Linked DNA regions of Homo sapiens: region 1 is linked to region 2. Evidence: chromatin loops called from intact Hi-C (ENCODE). Cell type or tissue: Caco-2. All regions are shown on one strand. Links, peaks and the distances in the headings refer to the core of each region. The heading gives the core; the rest is flanking DNA.

Region 1 (6,450 bases), core at 1,078-5,077, 100 kb before region 2:
CAGGAATGAATAATAGTTATGCCCTTTACATGCTCCTCCCAAATATTAATTTCCTTGGCCAGACATTATAAAAACTGGCCATAATATACTTACACATAATATACACAATATACTTTTGTAGTTATTACTATTATTATTTTTAACTTTTATTTAAAGTTTAGGGGCACATGTGCAGGTTTGTTACGTAGGTAAACTTGTTTCATGGGTGTTTGTTGTACAGATTATTGTATCACCCAGGTATTAAGCCTAGTACCCATTAGTTATTTTCCTCATCCTTTCTTTCCTCCACCCTCCACCCTCTGGAAGGCCCCATTGTGTAATTATAAAGTATTTTATGTCCATTGTAGATAATTTGGAAAATGCAAGCAAGCATACAAAATACAATAAAAATCACCCAAAATCCTAAACCACTGCCAAAAGAAAATTAACAGTGTCTTTACACTCTTTTTTCTACATATCCAAGAACTTTAATTTAACTAGAATCACACTATATATGTTATTTTTAACAAGATTTTTTTCTTATTGACCAACATTTTGCATATTTTCCCCTTTTTCTCCTGCCGCATAATTTTTAGTGGTTGCATAGTGTTACATCAGAATAGTGCATTTTGCAAATCTTGCAACTTGGGATCATTACATTGTTTCCAATTTTTCACCCTTTTAAGGTTGTGATGAACATTTCTGCCTATAAATCTTTGCATAGATTCCTGCCTGTTAATTCTTAAAAGTTTATTTCTTAATTCTTAAGATTTTTACTAGTTATTTTCTTATTTTTATTTTTAAAAATTTATTCTTCAGAAAAAGTATGACAATTTACCCTCCTACCAGAGGTAAATGAGCTTGTTTATCACCTTGGAGATTGGTTGCTAAAATGTTCAAGTTTAAGGCACTGATAAGTAGCTGAAACGCAAACAGTTTTAATTGCAGACTGAAAGGAGATCCATTAAGTTCAAATAACCAGGCAGGATGGTTGCCAAATTGACTTTCTATTTTGAAAACGAAGGATTAACTCTGTTTTCTTACTCATGTAGAGAGTTTTTCCATCTTTGCATAATAAATGCCCTGGATGGTAATTCTTTTGAAGTCAATTTTTTTTTTTTGAGATGGAGTCTCGCTCTGTTGCCCAGGCTGTAGTGCAATGGCATAATCTCGGCCCGCTACAACCTCTGTCTCCCAGGTTCAAGTGATTCTCCTGCCTCAGCCTCCCAAGTATCTGGGATATTAGGCACACACCACCATGCCCAGCTAAGTTTTGTATTTTTAGTAGAGACAGGGTTTCACCATGTTGGCCAGGATGGTCTCTGTCTCTTGACCTCGTGCTCCACCCACCTCGGCCTCCCAAAGTGCTGAGATTACAGGCTTGAGCCACTGCACCCAACCTGAAGCCAATTTTTTATTCAGAAACTTAAGCCAGTCCCAGGTTGAAGCACACGGAGATCTCTATACCATCAAACTACAGAAGAGGTAATGTTGGCTGAAAGGTTTTGAGAGTAGGAATGACTAAGTATAGAATACCTTTAATCTGGCTTCCATGAGCAGTTTGACCTAGAGATGTACCAGGTCCCCATTCTCTGTTGGGATTAAATGCACCTCCAAACCCCTGCATGAACTGGCTAAATGAACTGGCTCACTGTTTGAAAAGTTGCCTATCCAGATGTTTTTGGATTCATATGAGCTGATATAAGAAAAGTATTTTGGGCAATGCTATCTTTCTATATTCTTTTTCATTGGATCAGTTTAGCAAATGTATACCTTGTATCTCTCATCTGAAAGGTGCAATACTAGATACAAATAAACATGATAGTATAAGGCATGCTCCTTACCATTCAGAAGTTCACACAAAGTTGTAAAAACTATGTGGCAAAATATAGATAATTGTAAAATTGATCATATAGAAAGAGGAGTCATACTTCAATTGGTGGTGATTTTAGGGGGTACAGGAACCATCATTGATCTAAATGAAGTACATGGGAAAAATTATAGTAAAAAAAGAATGCTTTTCTATTAAGACATCCTGTTATGTTTTTACATATAACAATGCTATGTATATGTAAAACATACTTTTTGTGTGGAGTTGCATATTCCAGGCCAAAAGTAGAAAGGGGATCTTTTTAAATAATTGATACATAGTGATTGTACAAATTTCTGGGGTACCTGGGATATTTGATACAAGCATAAAACATGTAATAATCAAGTCAGAGTAATTGGGATATCCATTACCTCAAACATGTATCATTTCTTTATGTTGGAAACATTCCGAATATTCTCTTCTAGCTATTTTGAAAGATACAATGAATTGTGATTAACTATAGTCATCCTACTGGTGCTATTGAACACTAGAATTTATTCCTTCTACTTAACTGTAGTTTTATATGCATGAAACAACTTCTCTTCATCCCCTGCCCCTTACCCTTCCCAGCCTCTAATAACCACCATTCTACTCTCTACCTTAAAAATAGGATGCAAGGAACTATCTAATTAGAATCTAGAAAATGGAATAAAAATGTGCTTTATCTTAATGGCTTATGGGGACTGGAACTGGATGCTTTGAACTTCATATCTTTTATGAGTCTGGTTAAGTGTTATGACTTCCTTCTGACTGAGTCACAGGTCAGAGATAATGACCTGACAACAATGTACAGAAGTCTATTTGTTCAAAGATTCAACATCACACAAGCGTGAAATAAGAGACAAACTATTTGCTACTCTAATCCTTTTGTCCTAACTTTCTGCTTCCTATGTGTAAATAAGAAATTCTTATTTCATGTTGAATTTAATGGTTGTATAATATTGGTCCAAGTTTTTTTTTAAGTTAAACTTTGAGATACTCTAATATTATAAATGTTCTGTTTACAAGTGTAGTTTTTAATAGGAAAAAATCTGAAAGATTACAAAAGTAAGGTAGGATATAAAAATGATCTTAGACTGAAAAATAGCATGACATTATTTTGGCTCCAAAATCTATATGGTGAATAGTTTCTACAGTTTTTATTTCTACAGTATTTATTATACTTTTACTGGTTTAACTTTATTAAAATGAACAAAATGTGGGACTGTGAAAATAAACCTCTTGCATTCAATACAAATCAGAAGTATAATAGTAAGAGGAGATAGGGGATAATGAGTGCTTCTTTTGTTTTTCTGTAAACCTCATGTGGAAGTAAAGAGACAAGCTATAAATTCAACTCTTATCATATGCTGACTTTCTGATTCTTCTATCATTGGAACATTATAAGAATCCTTCAAAAAGTCTAACAATCAGTGCATTTAAAATCTCTGTCTCAACAAATGTCCCAAAGGACTAGTTAAATACCCTTAGTCTTGACTTCAGTTTGAGGCTTGCAAAGCTAATAATTCTTGATACATAAATTGTAGGATGAATTAATGGATGAACAGTGAATGGAACTGTCCTTAGGGAGGTACTTAGTTTGGCCTTTACCATCCTGAAAAGAAAACTGTTGGCCCGGTTCCCATGTACAACTTTGTTATTCTTGGACCAGAGACCAGAAGAAACTTCCAGTCACCTAAGAGTGATCAATGATACCCTCTTATGTGTTAGACATGACACAATGTACTAAGGATACAAAGATAAACAATGCAGATTAATATGGGAAATGCTGTGTTAAGAATACACAAATAATGCCTTAGAAGGTACACCTAGCTGTATCTGGAGGAGAGGGAGAGGGAGAAAGGCTGAGAAGGCAATGCTAAAACTGAGTCTTTAAAGGATGGATAGGAAGGATTTACCAAGCAATAAGGCAAGGCAGAACTTTCCAGGCATGTACTAAATGCCCAAATATATTGGTAAAGATCCAGGGGCAGAACCTCATGAAAGAAGTCCAGGAATGCAGGTAGTCAAAGAAAGGAGGGTCATAAACTATAAGCTATTGGTGTGCCATGGATGGAGCTACTGTTTTTCTAGAAGGCTCAGGAGAAGATTTGAGGAGGTGGCATTTGTTCTCATCTTAAAGATAAAGTAAGTTTGACAGGTGGAAGAGGGAAATTAAGTCATTCTAGTAGAGAAAGCTGTGCAGAAAAGCAAATAAGCATGAGAGTGCATAACCACATTCTCTTTCCTGTTCACATCCTCATCCTGGAGACCTCATCCAGTCCTCTGGTGTCAAATACTGTTTATGTGGCTATCTCCTTAATTTAGGTCTCCAGCACTGAGTTCTCCCCTAAGCCACCCATCTGTGCCTTCAGATGTTCGTCTGGCCCCTCCAACTTAGAGGTCTTATGGGCTTGTCAAGTGTTATGTGTTCAAAACTGAGCTCCCAATTTTCTTCCTTTTCCAAGCTTGTTATTCTCCCAATCTTCTATCTCAGTTACTAGTATCACCTTTCAACCAGCTGTTCAAGCAAAAACCTAGGAATTGTCCTTGATTAGTCTTTCCTGCAATCTTCACATGGAATCTCTCAATGAGCCCTCTTGGAATCTTTCAATGAGCCCTCTGATTCTACTCAAAAGCACATCTCAGATCTGAACACTTGAATCCATCTCCTGAGTCCAGGGACGAGCGCTGCCTTTTCCTTCTAACTGGTCTCCCTGTTGTTCCTTAGCTTCTCTACTACCCGTGCTCCACTTCATATCGAGAGCTCTCTTTTTAAAATGTAAGAAATGTAAGTCAGATCATGCTACTATTTGCTTTAGTCTCTTCAATGGCTTTTCCTTGTTTCTAGAATTAAATCCTGGCCAAATCATCTAACCCCATGCAGCTCTCCAATCTCGCTTCTAGTCTTAACCTATGCCACCTGCTCCAGCTCCCTGGCCTATTCCCAGTTCTCAACATATGCGAGGTCTTCCCCATCCAATGCTGTTGCACCCTCTTCCCAATGTACTCCCCTCCATCTCTTCCCGTGGGTGTTTCACGCTCATCTACCAGGTTTTCAAACAAATGTCATGTCATCCAGATGTCCTATTTAAGACATTTAAAAGATACCTTCTACTAATTCTACTCAAATTTTTCTAAACCATCACTCTACGTATCCCCTTCTTAGAGGTTAATACAGCATGTGATATTCCATTCATTCATTCATTTACTATCTGTCTCCCTTTCTAGAAAGTCTCAGTTCCACAAGACAGAGGCTTTATTTTTTTTAAGTACCAGTTATCATGTGCTCAATAAATACTTGTTGAACAAATGAATGTCAAAGTCCCAAAGTCAATAATGGTTTAATACTATAGGTAAGGGTTAATAGAATCAAATACACAGAGACATCAAGTAAAATCATGATTGGAAAGGATATTTGATCCGATCCTGTGGAACTCACTAGTGAGAGCAGTGACTTCGGAGTGGAGTACAGAGGTAGGAATACCATAGGTGAGGAGTGAAATAGAAGATGTGCACATGGGAAAAAGCGAGTTGCTAAGATGCCTGGCCAAAGAGGAACAATGAAAGGTATGATGCTACAATCTTTGGGTTCTAAAGAATTTCTAAATTATTGCAATGGGATAAAATTATGTTTAATTCCATGTGAGAAGGAAGCAGCAAAGAGCAAGAAGCTGAAGGTACAGGGGAGAGGAGGGGACAGATGAGGAGGGAGGCTACGAAGAAGGTGGAATTGGGAATGGGATCTGCAGCCCAGGTGAGGCATTAGTCTTGAACAGGAGGAAAAATACCTCTTCTTCTGATGGGCTGAACAATGAGAAAGATATCTTGTAGAGCTTCTGTTTGCTCTGATGAAAGTGAGGAAATAGCAGCAGGTATGGAGCTGAACATAGTGAACAGGTTTTAGAATATCACTATGAGAAACTGAGAGGCATTGTCCAGGAATTCATAAATGGAATGCTTATTGTCATTGAAGATTCAATTGAAACCATAAATTTAGTACTAGTTCCTACAATTATGTCATCAATCAAATGGTTATTAAGTACATGCTATGTTTTAGACACTTTAGCTGAATATCTCACAATTGTTGCAGCCTAGTGGGACAGAAGAAAAGTATATTAATTAGCAAAGCCTTGTGATGAGAGCTGCACTAGGGAAATAACATTATATAAGTGGAGCCCAGAGGATGATTGGAAGTGGGTAGGGCAGGTTCTGGTCACAGAGTCTATTGCTGATTCAAGATTACACAGTTGGAACTGTTTTCAATGATAATAGAATTCTGGAGGAAGAGGAAGTTCCCTAGAATGGAGGAAGTCATAGAATTATGAGAATTACAGGTTGGAAGGGCAGTCAGACAGATGGTGAAGTTGATTAGGAAGGTTGGAAGGGCATTCAGACAGGCTGAAGTTGCCTGTATTTGAGAAGGCTGTGACTGAAGTATCTGAATTCTTTTTTTTTCTTTCATTTTCTTTTTTTTTTTGTTTTGTTATTATACTTTAAGTTTTATGGTACATGTGCACAACGTGCAGGTTAGTTACATATGTATACATGTGCCATGTTGGTGTGCTGCACCCAGTAACTCATCATTTAACATTAGGTATATCTCCAAATACTATCCCTCC
Region 2 (6,450 bases), core at 992-4,991:
TTTGCCTGCTGCATTGCAGCCCTTGCTGAAGAAAAAAGTAAATACAGAAGAGATATAGAACGCTGACCTCAGGAAATACCAATAAACGTGAGTACTGGCTCTCATGAAATTTGAGAGGAAAAAACATGATATGAAATGCTTAAATGTAAGAAGCAGCACCATGAAAGAGGAAATGTATTAGCATTTGATTTCTAAAGAATGAGAATGAAATCTTATAGGAAACTGGAGGAAAAAAAACAAAAGTCTTTTTTAAAAAATGAAACTCTTATTTTTGAAAAGTTGTCACAAGGGCAATGTCTTTGGTTTCATCAGCAAGAAAAATTGAGTTCCATATGAATTCTTTATTGTCAGTTTCATATCAAATCTTTGATTTCAAGGAATGTGGTTACCCACATTGAAATCAGTGTTAGCCACTTTGAATTGCTAACGGTGTAATAATCTCCATCTGAATCTGCATCATTTAAAAAAGGATTTCAGTACATATGTGATTGGATTGGATGTGTCTGTATTAACAAACTTGGAAGGCATGGAGAGAGTTGGGCATGAGGGTAGTGTTTATTTCTTTGACCTCTCTGCTACTCCAGACTTCTTTGTAAGATCTAGATTTGGGAAGAAGTAGTATACTGTAATTATAATAGTACATGCTATCTTTATTTTTAAATGACAAATAGTAATTATATATAATTATGAGGTACAATGTGATGTTTTGATATATGTATACATTGTGAAATGATTAAATTAGCCTAATTCACATATCTATCATCTCTTATACTTGCATTTTTATGGTGAAAACAATTAAAATCTACTCTCTTAAAGATTTTTCACTATACGTTATTACAAACTCTCATCACTATGCTATGCAATAGATCTCTCGAGCTTAATCCTCCTTGTAACTGAAATTTTGCACCCTTCGACCAGTTTCTCTCCGTTCCCCATCCTGCTCCCCTATACTCTGGTAACCACCATTCTACTCTCTACTTCCATGAGTTTGATTTTTCTAGATTCCACATATAAGTAAAATCATACAGTATTTGTCTATCTGTGCCTGGCTTATTTCACTTAACAAAATGGCCTCCAAATTCATCCATGTTGTTGCAAATGAGAGAATTTCCTTCTTTTTAAAGGCTAAGTAGTATTTCATTGTGTATATATACCACATTTTAAAAGTCTATTCATCTGTTGATGGACACTTGGTTGATTCCATATCTTGGCTGTTGTGAATAATGCTGCAACAAACTTGGGAGAGCAGATGTCTGTTTACAGCACACTGATACCAGTTCCTTCAGATATGTACCAGAGGTGGGATTGCTAGCTTATATGGGAATTCTTAGTTTTTTGAAGAACCACCATACTGTTTTTCATAATTGATGTACTAATTTACATTCCCATCAACAGTATTCAAGGGTTCTCTTTTCTCCACATCCTGCCAACACTTTTTATCTTTCGTCTTTTTTGATTATGGCCATTCTAGCAGGTGTGAAGCGACACCTCGCCATTGTTTTAATTTGCATTTCCCTGATGACTAGTGAGGTTGAGTGTTTTTTTTAATATATCTGTTGGCCTTTTGTATGTCTTCTTTTAGAACCTATTCAGATCCTTTGCCCATTTCTTAATTTGTTTTCTTGCTATTGAGTTGTTTGAGTTCCTTGTATGTTCTGTGTATTACCTCTTATCAGATGTATCAGTTTAGAAATGTTTTCTCCATGCGTTTCTCCACATTTCTCCAATCCATGTATCTTTTTTGTTTGACTTAGTTATTGCTACATGCCAAGCATTTATGATATCACTTAATCCTTTACAGCTATTCCTTGAGCTAGGATTATTTTTGTCCTCTTTCGACAGATGATTAAATGAGGGCTTAGAATGATCAACCAAATGGCCCAGTATTACACAGCTGGTCAGAGCCAATCAACTCCTAGCTTCCTAAACTGATGAGAGAAGAGTTCTCTACCTTCCATCCACTCCTCCCCTGAGCTAGCACATGGTGAACCATTAGGCAATCCTGCCCTATCGGTTATACTGACCCATCGGTCAGACTGACCCTCTTGTTCAGTGACGTGAAAAGCAATGAAAATATTCAACTTGAGCTGCGGCAAATATTTCATCACCTAGGACCCTATTTATTCAAAACTCAGTCAGTTGTAAAGCAACTTGGCTGTACAGGTAAACAAGCAAATGGAAGAGCTAGAAACTTCCCACAGCTTTTCAAGTTAATGATCAGCAAATCTGTGAAGCCTGACATGGGCTGGCAGTCGCACAGAAAAGTTGAAAGTCCTTCTCTAATCCTTCACTTTGGCAGAAGGATAAAAGGAAACCAGTGCTCTATACTTTTTACAGAGTGGGAACCGACTTTACTAAATGTCTTTTCTGGATTTCAAGGGGAATGCCAAAGATAGAAAAGAACAGGTTATAGCAATCTCAGTGGTGTTTTCTTGACCCTGGAGAATCCACTAGCGAGCAGCATATAATAATCTTGTCACTTAAAATTACTATTTCCATGAGCAATTAAAAGGGACTAATTACCCAAAACAATTTGCTGAAATTAAGCCTGACAGCTTTGCTAGCAAAATCCTCAGATTAGGCAGGGAGGGTGGCTGCTGGGGAGGAAGAGATACTTAGTGACCCAGCTGCCACCAAGGAGATTGTCAGTGAACTGACCTGAGGCTAGAATGTTCTGGGAACACACAGACCTGAACATGGAGCTTGGATGCACCCTGAGCTGAACTAGGACTGCCCAGTAATTGTCAACCCTTTGGGAACATTTATGGCTGCTTTGAAAATCTGATGAAAGTCCTAATTGGAACCTCTTTTCACACAAAAATACACATCTGCCAATACACACAAAATATTTGTGTATAACTTCAGGGGTCCCAGGGCCCCTGAAAATTCACTCATGAATCCTTAGGAATCCACGCACCCCTATGGACCACCACTTTAACCCCACCTCTCTGATTCAGAATGAACTTTCAACAAGGTTTTCCCATGAACAGTGGGCAAAGATAGCAGGGCTGGGCACAAATGCCCATTGCACAGCAGAAGTCAAACAGGGCTGGTCTTTGGAAAAAGGAAAAGCAGCAAAGATTAGCTTTGGAGTTCCCAGCCTGGCCTTTCTTCTACCTCTTCCTGGTTATGTTCATACCCTCCCCCATTGCTCCTCAAGGGTTTGAGTTTATTAAGCAAACACTACCTTTGCTCCCTATATGCCTGGTATGTAAAGCACAGGAAATGTTTTTTAATCAACAACCCAGAGTCTTTGCACTTCCTGTATCTCCGCTGAAACATTAATCTCAGGCTATTGGCTGCTTATTAAAAACAAGGTGGGGAAAATTTGTATTCAAAGGGGCTGGTCAATGGTAAGAGACATAGAAACAATTTGTTCTTCTAGAGTCATGTTTCTCAAAATGTGCTCCACTGGCCTCTTGCATCAGAATCAGAGATACTTAGGCTTTATTCCAGACATACTAAATCACAATTGGGGATGGGTGTTGGGAAAGCGCAGTGAATCTGCATGAAAACATCTTCCCAGTTAAATTATTTTTACATTAATATTTGAAAATGACTGCTTCAAAGACTTTAAACTCTATCTTTGAATCATCATTACCACAAATATACATACCTGGACCCCAGTTCTTTGGGTGCCCAAACAATGCTGAATTAGAACCAATTCATTATACCTATGAAGAATTGTCCCATACCTTTTATAAAGGTGCTATCAACGACACTGCCCATTATAATATAGCTGATAATTTCATTTAAGTTTAACATTTGGATCAAGATTTTGTGACAAACCGCAAATGTTTTTACTAGCTAATGGTGGCTGTATAATGCACAGTGGTTTTTTTTTTTTGTTTTTTTTTTTGAGACGGATTCTTGCTCTGTCACCCAGGCTGGAGTGCAGTGGTGCAATCTCAGCTCACTGCAAGCTCTGCCTCCTGGGTTCACGCCATTCTCCTCCCTCAGCCTCCCGAGTAGCTGGGACTACAGATGCCCACCACCATGACCGGCTAATTTTTGGTTTTTTTCGTATTTGTAGTAGAGACGAGGTTTCACCATGTTAGCCAGGATGGTCTCGATCTCCTGACTTCGTGATTTGCCCATCTCGGCCTCCCAAATGCAGTGTTTTTGTTTACAGCTTGGCTTCCAGGAAACTCAGAGCTCAATCTAAGTGTTTAAATTAAGTATTGTACTCCTGGGTGGCCTCTTTAATACTGAGAACTTCTAGCCAGACACAGTGGCTCATGCCTGTAATTCCAGCATTTTGGGAGGGTGAGGCACGAGGATTGCTTGAACCCTAGGAGTTCAAGACAGCCTGAGCAACAAAGTGAGACCTCGACTTTGCAAAAACAACAACAACCACAACAATAAAAACCCATACACACACAAATTCGTGGTTGTATGAACCTGTGGTCCCAGCTACTCTGGAGGCTGAGGTGGGAAGATGGCTTTAGCCCAAGAGGTGGAGGCTGCAGTGAGCTGTGGTCATACCACTGTGTTCCAATCTGAGTTACAGACAGAGACCTTGTCTCAAAAAAAAAACAAACAAAAAAAAACCTTCCTATCTATTTCCTTAAATAAATGCCTCCTATTTTTTTTTTTACCTCTGTTTAAATTATATTATTATGCATTCCTCTTTCATTGAAAGCTGCCACAAATGCTTTTTTAAATAGAGGCAGTACAGGTCATCTTTCGATAGATGAATATATTACTTTTTTGCACCTTATGGAATAGTGGAGAGAGTGGTGATCAGGAGACAGGAGATGTCTATTCTAATTCATCTCTGTTTTAGTCTGTTTCCTCAGGCAGGTCAATTACACTCTCTAGACCTCATTTCATCCTCTGAGCAAGGAGCAGGTTAGATCTCAAAGGCTTCTTGCAAGTCCACATCCTCAGCTTACATGCCTCACATGATTTGGTTCGTTCAAAAACCTGCTGTCTTCTCCAGGAGGTCCAGATGTAATCTCGAGGACTTGAGCTTCTGCCAGATGTGGGACCGTTAACCAGAGATGCTACAGGATAGGTAGACGATGGAGCCTTGTGTACTTACTGGAGGTGGGGGTGAGAGGCTCACCAGGGGAATCCAGATAGCCTCCCTGGGGTCATAGCAGGGGAGAGGAGGGCCACAAATAATGACAACCACAGACAGGGTGGAATCAATGGCGCTAAATGATCCCTAATGTGTGAGTTGTTGGCAGTGGGAAGGGAAGAGTAGAATAGAGGCTAGGAGGGTGGAATTAAAATGAATCAAACAAAACTATAGACACTGACCTTGATTAAAATATGTGAAAAAGCAAAAAGACACCTTTGTAAAAATCTTGTCCCTGTAAAAGTAATAAGTGAATTATATACCATTTATACCTGATTTTCCAGCTACAATGACTGATTTTCTTGGCAAAATGAGGGCTCTGCATACTATAAAATAAGTATCTGCTTAATGTTTTATTTGATCCCATCACTAAGTCAATTGGTATGTGCTCAGCCCTTAGGGTTTGCTTGTGGCAGTGGTGCAACTATCTGCTCACCACACTTAAAATGGAAAAATCTGCATTGACTTTTAGTGGTGCACATTTTGGCTCTTCCGTCCAGAGACTATGAACATGTTGTGTCCACACGGAGGCTGCTGGCAAGAAATGGCAGGCAGGGTGCAAAGCTGCCTGAGTCAGCCAAGCTGGGTTCAAAGTCCAGCTCACCTGTTTCCCAGCTCTGAGAAGGTGGGAAAGTTATTTAACCTCCCTGAGCTACAGTCATGTAGAATACATACAGAATGAAGTTTTTCTCTTGTAAAGGTGAAGAGCCCTGCAATTGGTCTCCTTGTACCCTGGCCTAAAGATTTTTCAAAATCTGGATTTATCTCCATTTTAGGGTTAAGAAATACTCTAGCTCCAAACTGATTATAACCTTTAATCCTTGTGGTATCTTTTTACCTTTATCAATGATCCTCATGCAGTTCTCAGAGTCCAATATCCTTCATTGTTGGGAACAGCAGAAGAATATAAACATGGAATTAAAGTCAAGATTCTGCTCCCTCTCATTGAACTGTACTAAGGTAATATTATAAAGACTAAATATTTCCCTAAGTTACCAGTGTCTGTCCAAGGAAATAACACTGAATTCTTTAAAGAAAAGCCACTGTGAGTGCTGCAAACAACTAGACATAGAAGAGGATTTAAGCAGAACCTAAGCGTAGACAAATATTAGGCTTCATATATTGTCAGGCAAGCCTGTGTCAAAAGGCAGCACTGTCTTTAAAACACGAATACAAGTTAAACATACTTACCACAAGTTCACAGTACAAGAGGATTATCATCTTTCATCAGAATGTTTGGGGCTTAATTAAAGTAGATTTTGCTTTAAGAGAGACACAGATATGTGCATATTATAAAGTGATAGGAGAATGCATTTATTGAGCATTGCACAGTGCTTCCATTGAACAGGTTTACATTATGCTGAAAA

What was found. A loop is a pair of places that touch in the nucleus more often than their neighbours do. Peaks named below come from ENCODE experiments on the same cell type or tissue, not always from the same donor. Only the 100,000 strongest peaks of a DNase experiment are listed, where the experiment ranks them.
Region 1: a loop joins it to region 2, with 5 times the contacts of the local background. A loop is called at or near these places in 1 of 110 quality-filtered maps.

The regions. Positions count from the first base shown.
Region 1 is chr2:158,228,826-158,235,275 of GRCh38, reverse strand. The region is part of intron 10 of CCDC148 (coiled-coil domain containing 148); the gene reads left to right. All of the region lies in intron 4 of CCDC148-AS1 (CCDC148 antisense RNA 1), which reads right to left. Among named protein-coding and RNA genes, the nearest start is that of CCDC148-AS1, 65 kb to the right of the region's middle. In Caco-2, for the core only: no CTCF peak of the experiment used is centred there; no DNase peak of the experiment used is centred there.
Region 2 is chr2:158,127,860-158,134,309 of GRCh38, reverse strand. The region is part of intron 6 of UPP2 (uridine phosphorylase 2); the gene reads right to left. Among named protein-coding and RNA genes, the nearest start is that of UPP2, 29 kb to the right of the region's middle. In Caco-2, for the core only: no CTCF peak of the experiment used is centred there; DNase peaks (open chromatin) are centred at 1,999 and 3,139.